Linked DNA regions of Homo sapiens: regions 2 and 3 are each linked to region 1. A link is an interaction called in ENCODE POLR2A ChIA-PET data of the cell type or tissue named here. Cell type or tissue: GM12878. All regions are shown on one strand. Region 1 has its middle 190 kb from the start of LINC01117. Region 2 has its middle 140 kb from the start of LINC01117. Region 3 has its middle 210 kb from the start of MIR4444-1.

Region 1 (5,000 bases):
AGCTGAGATCACAGGTGCACATCAACATGCCCGGCTAAATTGTGTATTTTTCGTAGAGACAGGGTTTCTCCATGTTGGCCAAGCTGGTTTCAAACTCCTGGCCTCAAGTGATCCGCCTGCCTCAGCCTCCCAAAGTGCTGGGATTACAGGCATGAGCCACAGCGCCCTGCCAGTTTCTTGATCTTTAAATGGGGATCATCTAATAACACTTTCTCTTTAATAGGGTTATGGGAATAGAATAAAGGAATTCTTGTAAATAAAGCATCTAGAAATCTTCATGGCACACCATAGGGGATCAATACAAGTTGTTGTTGTTATTATTTGAAATTTGACTGCCAGCAACTCCTCTCCAGCCATCCTGGACACTGGCCACATGGAAGTCCTTGCTGTTTCCAGACCCCCTGTGCCTTTCTGGATTTGGGTCTCTGCTCACATTGTCTTTACTCTTGGGATGCCTGCCACTCCTCTCCAGGTGTCTGAATCTTAACAGTCTTAAAGGGCCAAACCTCAAAAGCCAATTTCTTCTAGAAGACTTCCCTGGAAGTCAATTACTCCTTTGACTTCCCACAAATTCACTTCTTTTAAGGCAGGGGCTCTCCAACTTTAGCATTCATCAGATTCACCTGGAGGGCTTGTTAAACCAATGACTCCTTAGCGGATCCTGGAGATCCTAATTCAGTAAGTCCAGGGCAGGACCCCAAAATTTGCATTACTAATGAGTTCCCAGGTGATACTGATCTGCTGGTCCATACTTAAGGAGCTCCGTTTTAGGGCTACTCACTGAACACCTTCCAACTTCTATGGCTGCTTGAATACAAATCTCTTCTCTGAGAAGACTGTAAGTTCTTCCCTAGAAGGGCCAAAATCTACTTTCCCTTATGTCTGGTGGAAGGAGGTGGGCCTTGGGCTGGGCCTTGAAGGCTGGGTGGGATTTGAATCCACTAACAGCAGGCAAGAGCCTGCACATGAGGAGCCCAGGAATGGGAACAGGAACAGAGAGCTGCACGGTTGTGCGAGGGTGACTGGTTAGGATATTAAGGTGCAATGGGAAATGGGGCTAGACAGCTGTGTGCCACATATCCAATATGATATGGGGGTTTTGAGAAGGGGGGTGTGGAACCTTGAAAAGCAGGCAGAGGAGTGCACATTTGATCCCCTAACCTGCAAAGCACAAGGGCTGAACTGCAAGGTCTCATCATGATCGTTCCTTCCATAAGCTGCTGTGGAGTTTGGGCTCTCTTTGCATTTTCAGCAAGGCACACTTCCTAATGTGCAGGACATGTTTCTGTTCTACCTCCAAAAGTCTGTCATTCTTTGAATTACTCTTGCCTATGAAAACGTGGACAGAGGTGAGGCTCAGGCCCCACCAACTGCTCCTGTGCGCCCGAGCCAAACCAGAGCCTTGAGGTAGTTGTGATTGGTGCTTCCTCCCCACAAATTTTGGGCTCTTCCTTCCCTGAAAATCACTTTTCCTGGTTTGGAAGTTGCTTGACCAAGAAGCTAGAAATATCATTGCTTCTAGAAAATGGATTCTCCCCCCATTTTCAGAACATGCTTGGTTTAAGGGGATAATCACAAGATGGAAAGAAGGAAGTGGCCACCTGGAAGCAATAGATCTGGGTTCAATATGAAGCCGGTGGTTTTATTCTGTGGGTTTTCGGCTATGCCTGCCTCCCAGGTGCAGATGAGGTTAAATAATTAATGTATGTGAATGCACTTTGTAAGCTCTAAAGTGCTGCAGGAATATAATTAATTATGTTTATAATTACAGGTAATATAATTATAATTATAATTACTTTGTGGGTGGAAGCAGAATATATATATCTCATGCCTGTTCTATAGTAGGATACCCTTGGTGGATATCCTTGGTTAGATCATCAGTTTGTGTATTTGAGCTTGACTCACTTTCTCTGACTTTATTTTCAACATTGAGACATATAAGACTTTGGCCCAAGGACTTCTGTTTTGTTTTTTTGTTTTTTGTTTTTTTTTTTGTTTTGTTTTGTTTTGGAAAATAGGATAAAAGTGCATAGAGCAAGGCTGGGAAATTCAACACTCCAATAGTAATATTATCTGCCACTTATCTATCATGTAGGTAAAGTTAAGGCAATTTATTAAACTTGCCTATATACAGCAATAATACTTGCAGAGATCCTATAAACACAAAAATATGATATACACATACAGTTTCTATAAGTGATTTATATCTACATGTTACTCAGAGTTCTTTCTAGAAATTCACTAGACCCTACTACATTCTAAAATGATCATGTAATTGCTAAATCAGAAATTTGTTCTATATTTCAGGCAATGCTCATTAATACTAAGCTAAAAATTTAATATGTTATACCATTTTGCTTGTTTAGCAAAACTAATAAGCTTAATAGAAGTGCTGGGTAGTTGTTTATTTCCTTCAACATACTTAGTCTTAAAAAGTGATTGTATTTGGGCCCATGTTCTGGAGCAAGAGTTGAGGTGTATTTGTATCTGAGGGAAACATTTCTGCCTGGAGTCTCCCTCCTTGAGACTGCCAGATTCTGCCCGAGAAGCTAAACGTTGCATTTCTTCAGAGTCTCTGACCTTCTGCCATTGTTCTTATGCACTGTTAATTGTTGTTAATTTCTAACACATCATTAATTATTTGCCATTAAAGATGTGGGAGACGGAAATGCCCTTCACTCATGGGTGGTCACAGGAATTAACCATTAATAATTACAAAATGTGTTACTTTAAATGTGAAAAGTGAATTTGAGCCATTTGCATGAAAGTTGCTGTGTTTCTGTGGCTGAGCTGTGACACACTGGCAGCGTGGGTGGGGATACCATGAGTGATCCCGTCATGGCTGGGGAAGAAGCCATCTCCTCTTGCTTCCTTAATGACTGTCACATTTGGCCTCTGGAGCATGATGTACTTTTCAGAGAAATTTTCTCTTTACAATTTTCTCCTCCTTTGCACAAGAAGCCTGAAGTGGAACAGTTTTCTCTGATGTCACAGCCCCAAATCAGTCACACAATTAGTACTTACCGTGGAGTTCCTGACTCCCACTCCCATTCGGCCCATCAGACCATGCCGAGAGATAAGCGCTGGCAGGTGGAGATGTCCACTCCCACCTCAGGCTTGCAAAGTGATGAAGCCAAAGCCGTTTCGCTGACATTGGGATCTCAGTCTTGAAAAAATAAGTGCCTGGATTGCCATTTAGTATTGAGATTTTAATGTAGTGCCTATCTTTAAAACAAAGGCAGAAAATTCTTCCTACAAGTTTATCAGAGTGCTGAGAATTAAACATTATATTGGCAAAGAAGCATCAGATACGGTCTCTAGGTTTCACCAGTCAGAAGGAACTGTTAGAGTATAGACAAGAGATTTGGGGAAAGTGTATGAAATATTTTGTGAGTGTAGATTTCAACCGTGAAATCGAGACAGCTTAGATTCCATAGCTAAAAGTTAGATTCGTTACAAGGAGACTAGTTTGAACTTAAGGAGTCGATGGTCGTTCTTTCTAGCTGAACCCCTTGTTTTGCTAGTAAGAAAATGGAGATCCGGAGATGATCAAAAGACTTCTTAAGCTGTGAATGTGGGAAATAAGAGAACTGTGTCACTTAAGTGGCTTTTATGGTTTCATATTATGATTCTGTTCTTCATCTGAACTGTGACCTCAAGAACAAGGGCAACCTTTTTTTTCTTCCCCTTTCCCCTCCTCTTTTTGTTCTTCTGTGCTAGACTAATAGAGAGATCAGAGGGGATGATGTTCTGCTTCCTGGAATAGACTGAACTATACCAGGTAGCTTGGGGCATCTAATGACATCATGGATGAAAGGCCAGGTTGGAAGTCGAAACAACAGCCTGCTTTCAAGAAATCACTTAGCCTTCAGGTCCCCCATTCCTTCTCATCTGTAAAATGAGGCACTTAAAGTTTAACTCTTGAGGCTTTAACTCTCAAGACAGTTGGATTCTAAGATCTAAATTCTTCTGTACTGTCTTCTATTATTTTAACCATTTTTTTTTTGCTACACAATAGTCTACAGTCAACATATTTCACATTTTATTTATTCCCTCTTCTATTAATGGATATTTAGGTTGTTGGGAAGCTTTCTTCCACTAAAAGTAATGCTGGAATAAACATTTTTGTACAAAGCTTTTTATGTATATGTGTAAAAATTTTTCCAATGTTTCAATTTTACCAAATGATGCCAAATCAACCTCCAGAGCCAATTTACTAAACTTTGCTTCCTTTATCTCTATGCCCATAAACTACTATGGGGGGTTTGCCACCTTCCCACATCTAAAACTGGTGGACAGGACCCAGGTTCTTATTTTTGGGGACCTAAGCCCACCAACATCTCTGTTCCCATTGCTTCCTTCCAAATATCCCCTTCCATCAATCCTGGGAATCTTTTCTTTGGTAAGAGGTAGAAGGGTAAAGCCTACCTTAAATTCACGTTATTTTTTCCCAAATCTTTTGCCTCTACCTTAAGTCTTTATATCCCTGAGGGGCTCGGCTTTGGAAATATGCAAGTCAGGGAAAGAATTCTTCTCTTTAATACTGTCTTATTCCTTCCTTGAGTTAAATAGCAGAGACATGTCCAGCTTCTTGCATGGGGAAGGAGGAAGGTCAAAAGGGAAAAAAGAAATGAGAAAAAAAAATCAGGTAATATTTAAACATTTTTATTCTTCAACATAATGATTTTTTCAAATTGATTTTATTTAAAATAGTAAAACTGTATGAAATATGAGCTGCCTGGGCAGTCTAGCTCTTGAGGCCATTGTTACTATAACACTCATGATTTCTGCCTTGGATTATGGGTATTTCATTATTTGTGTGTTTTATATTTCCTATAGAAAGGCAATGATCTAGAATTTAGACTAGCTAGATAAACCCCCCAGGCAGGGAGAGGATAAGAATGAATTCTATAAACATTTTGAAAGGAAAGAGTTCGAATGAAGGGAAAGGTAGGGAAGAAAAGCTCATGATTTTGAGGAGTTAAGCCTGGGAAACAAAA
Region 2 (5,000 bases), 52 kb after region 1:
GAGTACCTCTCCAATTATCATGCTGTACACCTTGAATATATACAATTTTTGTGTCAGTTATACCTCAATAAAGCTGGAGGGAAACCCTCATTTCCACAGTGAAAATAAGTACCTAGCACACAACTAATATTCTAGTCTATAATTCTATAAATGTTAGCAATTATTATTATCAACTAATAAAATTCCCAATTACCCTTATACCATATGACCCTTTGGGGGAGAGGACTAATAGTCCATGAATAGTATGGAATCTGCATGTACAGAGTTTTAGAAACTTTTGTTTTCACTGCTGCATTTTAAAATAGATTACTTATCAGAAAAGAAAAGCTATTTTCAATATTACTTTAAAATGGGAAGACCTGCCTGCAACACCAGTCCTTCATTCCTGCAAGGCAACAATGAGCTAGAGCTGAAAGGCCGTTTTAAAAAATAGGGTGTGTCTCACCAGTTTGCAAAATCCCCCAGCGTCCTCCATGCAGCTACTTCGCTCATTTATGCATCTGCATTTCCCTCTCCTGTCTTATACTCTACCAAGTATTTTTATATAGGCTCATCTCTCTTGTTTTACACAAACAATGAGACAAGAGGTTAGGCAATACTATCTAAATTTTACAGTTGAGAAAATTAATAAAAGGTTAAAGGAATTTTATAATAAAATGGTGCACAGTGAGTCACTTGGGACAGGGACTAAAATCCAGACCACCCTCATCTCCAATATTGTGCTGCTTCCCAAACCATGTGAACAAACTCCTTCCTCAAATTTCATTAGAAATGATTTGTCCTCTGTCAATTGCATCCAGTGTTCTTTGCTGTGATTTTAAGCAGCAGGACAACATGATGCGCCAGTTTTAAATAGTAAGTTAAAATGTGACCTAAGGTGTTTGAGGCAGCGTCCTCTCCACTCTACTAATAATCAGGGCAGTTTCTAATTATTTGCATGGAAGTTGGCTCCCAAGATAATTCAGTGTCCGTGTGGCTCCATTTCACCTCTACTTATTTCCATTACCTTGCATATTAGCTATGTCAAGTTGATGGGCCTGCTGTTCCCCAGGGTGGCTATTATAAATACTGGTGCTACAGTGAAATGCTTCCAGTCTTCTGGAACCTCATTTGAACTAAGGAAGTTCTCCATAATGATCATTAATGATATATTGCTTGCATAAAGATGTTGGATATTAATCTTTTGTTTACTTTCTTTATGCCATCAGACTTTTAAAATGTTCTTTGTAATATGAGTTAACTGTTGACCAGGAGTAGCTTCTCCATTGGGGACTGAATGACTTTTTATAGCTGACAATTTACTATGGCAGGTAAAGGAGCTATCTTAGACCCCTGCCTGAAAAATCCACTTCTCTTGGCAGATATGGCTGCCTAGAGCTCTTGTAGCTAAAATAGCATTAATGCCTATGTACAAAACTTCATCTGAGTCTCTTTTCAAGTCTGCAAAGACTGTCAGCTGCCTAAGTGTCATAAATTTGGGACTGGAGCTTGTTTCGTGCCAGGAATTTCCTGCAAGGTGACTGGGATGAGTCTAGTCACCAACCCTTGAAGGAGGGGCATTGTGGGTGCTGGATGAATTATGTTCCTTTCTCACAGGACCTAGATTTGGTCCATGCTGATGAGTCTGAGAGTTCATCTGGTCTGGATCCTTCCACAAATTCCCTTCTGTTGAGACTCAGATTTCAAGTGCTGGATTAAATCTAAGAGAATCCTCTAAGGCTTAAGATAAGCTTTTCTTCCAATTTTGAATTGGATTGGGAGAAATGCCTGCAGTTTGGTTTAGTTTGCCCTTATATCATGGGACTGGACTAGAAATAGATGAGCATCTGTGCAGGAAATAACGATGATACTCTCTGTGGCACAGCGTCACTGAGCTTGAGCTCAAGAACATGATAGACCTGGATTTGAATCCCTGCTTGCCACCTACTAGCTATGAAACTTTAGGAAGGTTTCTTAAACTCTCTTTAAGAGTTAGTTTTCTGCCCAGGCATGGTGGCTCAGGCTTGTAATCCCAGCACTTTGGGAGGTCAAGGCCGGCAGATCGCTTGAGGTCAGGAGTTCCAGACCAGCCTGGCCAACATGGTGAAACCCCATTTCCATCAAAAATACAAAAATTAGCTGGATGCCTGTAATCCTAGCTACTCAGGAGGCTGAGGCAGGAGAATTACTTGAACCCAGGAGGCAGAGGTTGGCAGTTAGCCAAGATTGTGTCACTGCACTCCAGCCTGGGAGACAAAGTGAGACTCTGTCTCAAAAAAAAAAAAAGACATAGTTTTCTGTCTGTTTAATAGGAATGCTAACAGTAGTCACTTCATAGGATTTTTGTGAGGATTAAATGACAAGATATACACAAAACTTTAAGCCCACAGTGCAGTACAAAGCAAGAGCTCAGTACAAAGTACAAGGGTGTAATATTTATTTATTTTGTTATTATTATTATTATTTGAACCCACATAGGTCTCAGCTGTATGGAGTCCCTTTCTAATTTTACTCATCCTGAAAAAGAGAGGGTGTTTGTAGGCTGTCGCCATGTGTCTATTCCTGCACTACCTGACTTTGTGATCAGCAGTTAGAATGTAATAGAGGTAAAGAAGATCTTGCTGGATTTAGTTATGAGCAGGATGAGGAAATGGCCCTATGCCAAAACTGTAAATTTACCAGAAATCTGTTACAGTAAGGAATGCACATTAAAATATATTAGAAGCAGACATGCTGATGATATGTAAGCTCATATCTGAGGAAGATGTGGAGCAGCTCGTGGGTAAACATAGACACCAAAGCCACCAAGGTGGGGATGACATGGTCTGGGGACACAAGGAGGTTTGTTAGGACCATGGTTGTCAATGTAATTGCCACTGTCCTTGAAATTCTTATCCTCTCTCAAAGTACTTTTTATTGTATTGTATTTTTTTGAGACAGGGCATTGTTCTATCATGCAGGCTGGAGTACAGTGATGCAATCACAGCTCACCATAGTCTCAGCCTTCCAGGCTTAAGCAATTCTCCCACCTTAGCCTCTCAAGTAGTTAAGACTACAAGCACACAGCATGACATCTGACTAATTTTTCTGTTATTCTTTGGAGTTTTTTTTTTTTTTTTTTTTTTTTGTAGAGACAGGGTCTCATGATGTTGCCCAGGCTAATTTCAAACTCCTGGCCTCAAGTGATCCACCTCAGTTTCCCTAAAAATGTGCTGGGATTATAGGTGTGAGCCACCACTCTGGCCATAGATACCTACGGCAATGTTTGCTGCCATCATCCTATTCTTGTTCTAATTCATCTCTCCACACTGCTGCCAGAGTGGGCTTTATAGAACACAACCCTAATCATGCCATTTCTCTGCTTAGTGGTCTTAGCTGGTCCCCATGGCTTACCCAATTAAGTTTAGTGGTCAGAATCAAAAGGATAATCCCCTAGACCTATGCACCATTGTCAATCCCTTCATCCCTGAATCCAGAGGAAGCTGGTGGTCCCACACTAGAGGACAGTGCTAGGAAGAAGCTGGAAAACTCAAGGAATGCTTTTCACCACATCCTCTAAGCATTCCCCCAGGGGTCCAACTGAAAAAAGCTTAAGGGAAAGACACACACGAGTTTTCCCTCTTGCCTGGAGACTAAATATCTTCACAACAAGGAAATGTTTGTGGCTTTATATACCTGAAAAGCTGTTCAATCCCTGTATTAGTCCATTTTCACACTGCTGATAAAGACATACCCAAGACTGGGCAACTTACAAAGGAAAGAGGTTTAACAGACTTACAGTTCCATGTGGCTAGGGAGGCCTCACAATCATGGCAGAAGGCGAAAGGCACTTCTTCCATGGTGGCAGCAAGAGAGAGAGCTTGTGCAGAGAAACTCCCATTTTTAAAAACATCACGTCTCGTGAAACTTATTCACTATCATGAGAGTGGCACATGAAAGACCTGCCCTCATGATTCAATTATCTCCCACTGGGTACCTCCCACAACACGTGGGAATTATGGGAACTACAAGATGAGATTTTGGTGGGAACACAGAGCCAAACCTTATCATTCCATACTTGGCCCCTCCCAAATCTCATGTCCTCACATTTCAAAACAAATCAGACCTTCCCAAAAGTCCCCCAAAATCTTACTCATTTCAGCATTAACTCAAAAGTCCATAGTACAAAGTCTCATCTGAGACAAGGCAAATCCCTTCTGCCTATGAGCCTGCAAAATCAAAAGCAAGTTAGTTACCTCCTAGATACAATGGAGGTACAGGCATTGGTTAAATACAGCTGTTCAAAATCGGAGAAATTGGCCAAAACAAAGGGGCTACAGGCACCATGCAAGCCTGAAATTCAGCAAGGAAGTAAAATCTTAAAGCTCCAAAATGATCTCCTTTGACTCCATGTCTCACATCCAGGTGACACTGTTACAAGAGGTGGGCTCACACAGCAGTGGGCAGCTCTGCCCCTGTGGCTTTGCAGGGTACAGCCCCAACTCCCGGCTGCTTTCATGGGCTGGCACTGAGTGTCTGCAGCTTTTCCAGGCACACAGTGCAAGCTGTCAGTGGATCTACTTTTCTGGTGTCTAGAGGACGTTGGCCCTCTTCTCACAGCTCCATTAGGTGGTGCCCCAGTAGGGACTCTGTGTGGGGGCTCTGACCCCACATTTCCCTTCTGTATTGCCCTAGCAGAGGTTCTCCATGAGGGCCCTGGCCCTGCAGCAAACTTCTGCCTGGACATCCAGGCGTTCCCACCCATCCTCTGAAATCTAGGCAAGATTCCCAAACCTCAATTCTTGACTTCTGTGTACCTGCGGGCTCAACACCATGTGGAAGCTGCCAAGGTTTGGGGCTTTCACCCTCTAAAGCAACAGCTGTACCTTGGCCCCTTTTAGACATGGCTGGAGCAGCTGGGATACAGGGCACCAAGTCCCTAGACTGCACACAGAAGAATGACCCTGGGCTCAGCCCATGAAACCATTTTTTCCTCCTAAATCTCTGGGCCTGTGATGGGAGGAGCTGTGGCAAAGGTCTCT
Region 3 (5,000 bases), 170 kb before region 1:
TGCCTTGCACATTATGGATAGAAGGGGAAGTCTGTAGTTTAGCATAAAAACAGCAAGAATGGAAATACAGAAGAGAAGAAAAGAATTTTACATGTGTATGTTGAGCCCCTGAGTTTCTCTAGAGACAAGAGTGATTCAGAGTCAAAAAAGGACACACATACTTCACCAAGATCTAAAATAATCCCTGGGACAGTTCTTGGAGGGTGAGGTACTCTGTAATGTTTAGCATTTAAATGTAAGGAAAGAACACCATTGTCTCCTTACGTATTGATAGCAACGCAGTGCCAGCCAGCATAATGCGTCTGTCTTCATGAATTCACCGTAGTGACTTGGGGAAATGTGGCTGCTAGGTACTCTAGGCTCTAGTATGCATCAAGGCAATTATGTCCTGAAAACTGTCATAAGACTACACAAATTGAAAGACAAAACATAATAAGAAAGATGAACTAACCTGAAGTAACTAAATATCTGTGAATAACAGAAGCCTCAGGATGGTTGTCCTGAGTTTCTGCTGCAAAGTACTTGTCTGCAATATTTTAAAGACTTAATAGAATTTTATTTTAAAGCCATGACATTAGCACAGTTAAGCCAATCAATGTTTTTAAATAGCCTTTTAAAGGTGCCTTTTTAATTGTGCTCTGTGGGAGGGAAAGGCACATGAAGACTGAAAAACATCTAAAAATGGCTTAGTCAGATCTTTCAAAAATATTTGCAAAAGCACATTTTTGCCTTGGTTCGATTGCTGTAGAAGTGGGGTTAACGTATAAGATCTAAAGGGCTTATTCCCTGTGAAAAAACAAAGATTTAACCCTTGTGTAGGTTCATTCAGTTCAGCATCATAGCAAAATATTTGACATCTGCACTGGTTTCCTTTTGGGGCTCCAAGGAGTTGTGGTTTCTGTTAGAGATGGAATGACTATGCAGAAACTTCCCTTCCCTCCTTGGGGCCCAGGAGACACAGAGAACACTCATGTTGTTCCTTCTAGCAGTCCTTTAACAGTCTGAATGTTTGCCAGTGACCACTTTGGATTTATAGTTAGAATGTGTCCAAACATCTGGATAAATAGCAAAAAGTGCTATTAACTTTTTAACTTGCTTGCTGGCACAATGCCCATGTTATTTGCACAATTAGAGCGCATCTCCCTTTCTTCATAACTTACTTTTGTATGATGCTTTATTGTTTAAAAAATGCTTTCATATATATTTTCCTGTTGGGAGCCCCACAATAGTCATGTATGACAAGAAAGTTATTATTAGTTTCTGTTTTATAGATGTAGAAACTGAAGCTTGGAAATATGGAGAGGTTTACCTAAGGTCGGTTCAACCAATTCAACCAATATTTCATGAGTACTGTAGAATGCTTTATATATCCAAGGGGGCTTTCAAAAATCATTATTTTATAGTCCCTGCTAACAAAGTGGTGAGACACATATTTACCAAATCTTCTCACTTCCTTTCCAGTACTATGTCCATGAAATTATGGGTCTTTCGCATGACCTGTGGAATTATATGAAGAATTTACTTCTTTAAAAATTTTCAACCCAAGTATTTGTTGGTTTGGAGTTGCAGCATAAAGAGAGCAGAATGTACAGATAATTAGAGGGGGAATGAATTAACCAACAGAGAAGAGTATTTGGTCTTGCTTTTTGCTTTAATTATTTTTGATTATTTTCTTAAAGAGGAGTCATTTGGGGAGTTTTTTTTGTTTTGTTTTTTGTTTTTTGTTTTTTACCAAGCATTTCATTGCAGTGTTTAATCACAGTACTGTGTACTGCTGTATTGATCTGATATGCTCAGTTCTGGCCAGGGGCCATCAGTGTACACATGCAATGGAACAAACTGACCAAGGTAGAAAGACAGATTGGAGATGAGGGCAAGTGCCTGGAAACTGGGCTGCCATGGGCATCTGTGGCCAGGCTGGGATCACACTAGCAGATTTCAATGCCTTTTTACATGGCCTTATACTAGGCTGGTCCTATTAGCACATGACATGCTTAATGGTTTGTTGTTTTTCTTAATTTCCTGGAGAGAAGATCCTTTTGAAAACTCCAAATTTTTCTAAGTTTAGCTAAGAGGTTCCTCTTAGCTAATGTTCCCCCCCACCCCCCCCCCTTACTTCTCAGTTAGTTTTGATTAAGGGTCCTTAAGGAGAAGTTCAGAGGAACCAGAAAATGGGAGTGGCTGTCAGGCATGACATGTCAGGCTTGGTATAGTATTGAAACCAAGGAAAGAGTCTGTGCTAGGGCAGAAGAGTGGGGTGCAGTCTCCCAGAGCTGAAATAGCACCTTAACTCTGCTGCGTGATCCTTAGACATTTAATCTTTCTGGGACTCCGTTTCCTTAAAGTAAAATTGAGGTAATGTGCATATTTTAATTGGCTATTAATGAAATAACATTATGTGAAGGGTTAAGCAGAGTCCATGACATACAGCAGGTACTCAATAATAAGAGCAGCTACTACTACTATTACTGTCACTGTCACTACCACTAGTGTAATTGGGGTCAAGAGAGCAAGAAACCAGATTAGCTCTGCTCCTCTCCCTTTTCCACCCTCTTGCATCCTGTTATTATGAGTAGAAAGGGAAAGCCCTTGAGGCAAAAAATCACAGTTAGAACCCATGCCTCAAGTATTTTAGCTGAAGATGTAGGAACTGATTCCCAGGAACTACAAGGACTTTACTAATGGTATTTTCAGATTGTTCTACTCTGCAGTCTACATTGGGCACTAGAATTTTAGACTCCAGATACGTTCTCAGTTGTAATTCAACTGTTCAGTTGCTGTGGTGAAATACCTTAGTTTTCTGAACTTCCTTTTGTCTTGTGCTAAATGAAAATGAAATATGTCTAAATCAAATCAAATTGGTAGAAACGTTTGAATGGTACAGGCCAAAGCATCCATGCATGATTCTCATGTGTTACCTCTGTTCCCTTGTCCCCACTGTCAACACAGGTTGCATATTCCTTTTCATTTGTTCTTTTTGTAATAAATGTTTTGGTATACTAAAGACACAACAGGGAAGTTCATGCTTTTATTTATTCATTTATTTAAAGAACTTTTCTGGGCACCTAGTACATCAGGCATTGACCTATTTAGGGAAGTGCTTGGGTTCTCCCAGGCATTGTAATGGGTAGCAAATGAATCACGGGTTCATATATGATCTGGCAGCATATGAACTTAGTCAGTGGAAACAGTGAGTCAGGAAGCCAAAAGGCAAAGTCCATCTCTGCACAAGGAGAGAGACTGAGCTGGGAATGATGCATTGTGGTCTGGGAACCTCATTATTAGCAAGTTGGAGACATACTGGAGAGTGTTCAGAGAAAAGTAACAGGGATGATAAACGGGCGGAAAGACTGATTTATGAAGACTTACACAACAAAATATGTATTCTTGGATCAACAAAGACTTCAGAAGAAATGTGATCACTATCAACTACTCTCTGAAGGTTGTGAATACCCCAGAGAAATACACGATGTTTAGCTTGATATTTGAAATGGTGACAAGGAATTACAGGATGGCAAATTTAACCTGTGGATCAGAGAAATATGAGGCTCACAAATTTATCTTATGCCTTATTGACAGAAAGTGGCATCAAAGGGCAGCATCCTTAATCTATTTTACCTTCAATCTATATTTCTGCAATTGTCATTATATTTAATCATTTGTTTTCTGTTTGTGCTCAGGGATTTTATGTATGTTTCCTATTTACATATACCTTCCTTGAAGATGTCAAAAATAAAATATTTGATTTTTTTTACTTTCTACTTCAAAGGCTCAAAGATAAAAGCAGTTAAAAACAGTTTTTTTTAAAACTGAGGTTTGCGTACTTAACCTTCGTTGAAGGTCATTGCCATAATGAAGGATTTTATTTCTATGGAAAGCCAAATGGGTGGAGTGACTATAAAACTGTTCTTTAGAGCCTTATCTAATCACAATTTATACACACACACACACACACACACACACTCACACATGCTATAGTAGAAAACTTTCAAGGGTATAAAATCAATTTAGGGGCAGAATCCAATCCCTTGCAATTTTATGTATTCTGGATTCCTACAAAAGGGGCCATTTTAGCTATGGGGTGGAAGCGTACAACTTCAAGGAACTAACCTGATTGGGGCCGGGCCTAGGATTCAGGCTACAGAAGCCCTCAGAAGATCTGGGTCCTGTGGACTGGTAAGGCTGCCATCAAATCTCTTGAAATATCTGTGGACTCCACAGTCCACATGGGTATCCAAGTGGTTTCTGGGCAGTGACTCCATGTCTGGATTGGAGCTGGGTTGGGTTACAGGGTGAAGGCACAACCCAGGCTAAGACTAAGAGCTCGGTTCATTTCCCAGCCACAGTGATTTGCTGCGGGGGGTCAAGGCAGGGGCCAGGAGGGCGGATTGTGATTGAAACTGGGATTTGCAGAATATTTTCTGGGAAAGCTGGGACTCAGACCTTCTCTTCTGCTTGTCAGTGCAGCACACAGATAGGAAGGCTGGGAATGCTGGGGTAAATCGTGCTGTCATGATGGGAGCCAGCCTGGGAATGAGGCCCGAGCATGGGCCAAGGCAGAGCCAGAGGAAAACCACAAGGAAATGGAGGCAGAGCCCCAATGACAAATGAGTATCCAGATCAAGCTCACGCAGATGAAGTTCTGCCTGTCTCCGCTGCTTTCAGTTATTGGAACTAATAAGTGTCCTTTTTGTATTTAGCAATTTGACCTGGGCTTTAGTCCCTTATAAAAAAGAATCTTAATGAACTTTTGAGTAAGTACCAAGTTGTGTGGCATAGATCACAATTTCTCTCTAAGTGTGGAGGAGAGAAGGTCCCTGTAAGCTAGGAGAGCAGTTATAATGAAAGCTGTGGCATGGGGGTGGGAGAAGGGAGAGGGCAGGAGGTGACTGAGAGTCTAGTGTCCGCCAGGTTCCAGGCACTGGGATGGGCCTCACAGTCTATCTTTATGGCAAACCTGCCTTTTGTGTCTCATTATCCTGTTTTGTAAATGAAGAAAC

Evidence for each region. Peaks named below come from ENCODE experiments on the same cell type or tissue, not always from the same donor. Only the 100,000 strongest peaks of a DNase experiment are listed, where the experiment ranks them.
Region 2: POLR2A ChIA-PET joins it to region 1 with 7 read pairs; 3 of 35 experiments call an interaction of 5 or more read pairs at or near these places.
Region 3: POLR2A ChIA-PET joins it to region 1 with 5 read pairs; 1 of 35 experiments calls an interaction of 5 or more read pairs at or near these places.

Annotation. Positions count from the first base shown.
Region 1 is chr2:176,825,268-176,830,267 of GRCh38, reverse strand. No RefSeq gene overlaps it. Among named protein-coding and RNA genes, the nearest start is that of LINC01117, 190 kb to the right of the region's middle. In GM12878, no CTCF peak of the experiment used is centred here; a DNase peak (open chromatin) is centred at 2,767.
Region 2 is chr2:176,772,917-176,777,916 of GRCh38, reverse strand. No RefSeq gene overlaps it. Among named protein-coding and RNA genes, the nearest start is that of LINC01117, 140 kb to the right of the region's middle. In GM12878, no CTCF peak of the experiment used is centred here; no DNase peak of the experiment used is centred here.
Region 3 is chr2:176,995,473-177,000,472 of GRCh38, reverse strand. No RefSeq gene overlaps it. Among named protein-coding and RNA genes, the nearest start is that of MIR4444-1, 210 kb to the left of the region's middle. In GM12878, no CTCF peak of the experiment used is centred here; DNase peaks (open chromatin) are centred at 882, 2,852 and 2,992; H3K4me3 peaks cover 555 bases; H3K27ac peaks cover 3,392 bases.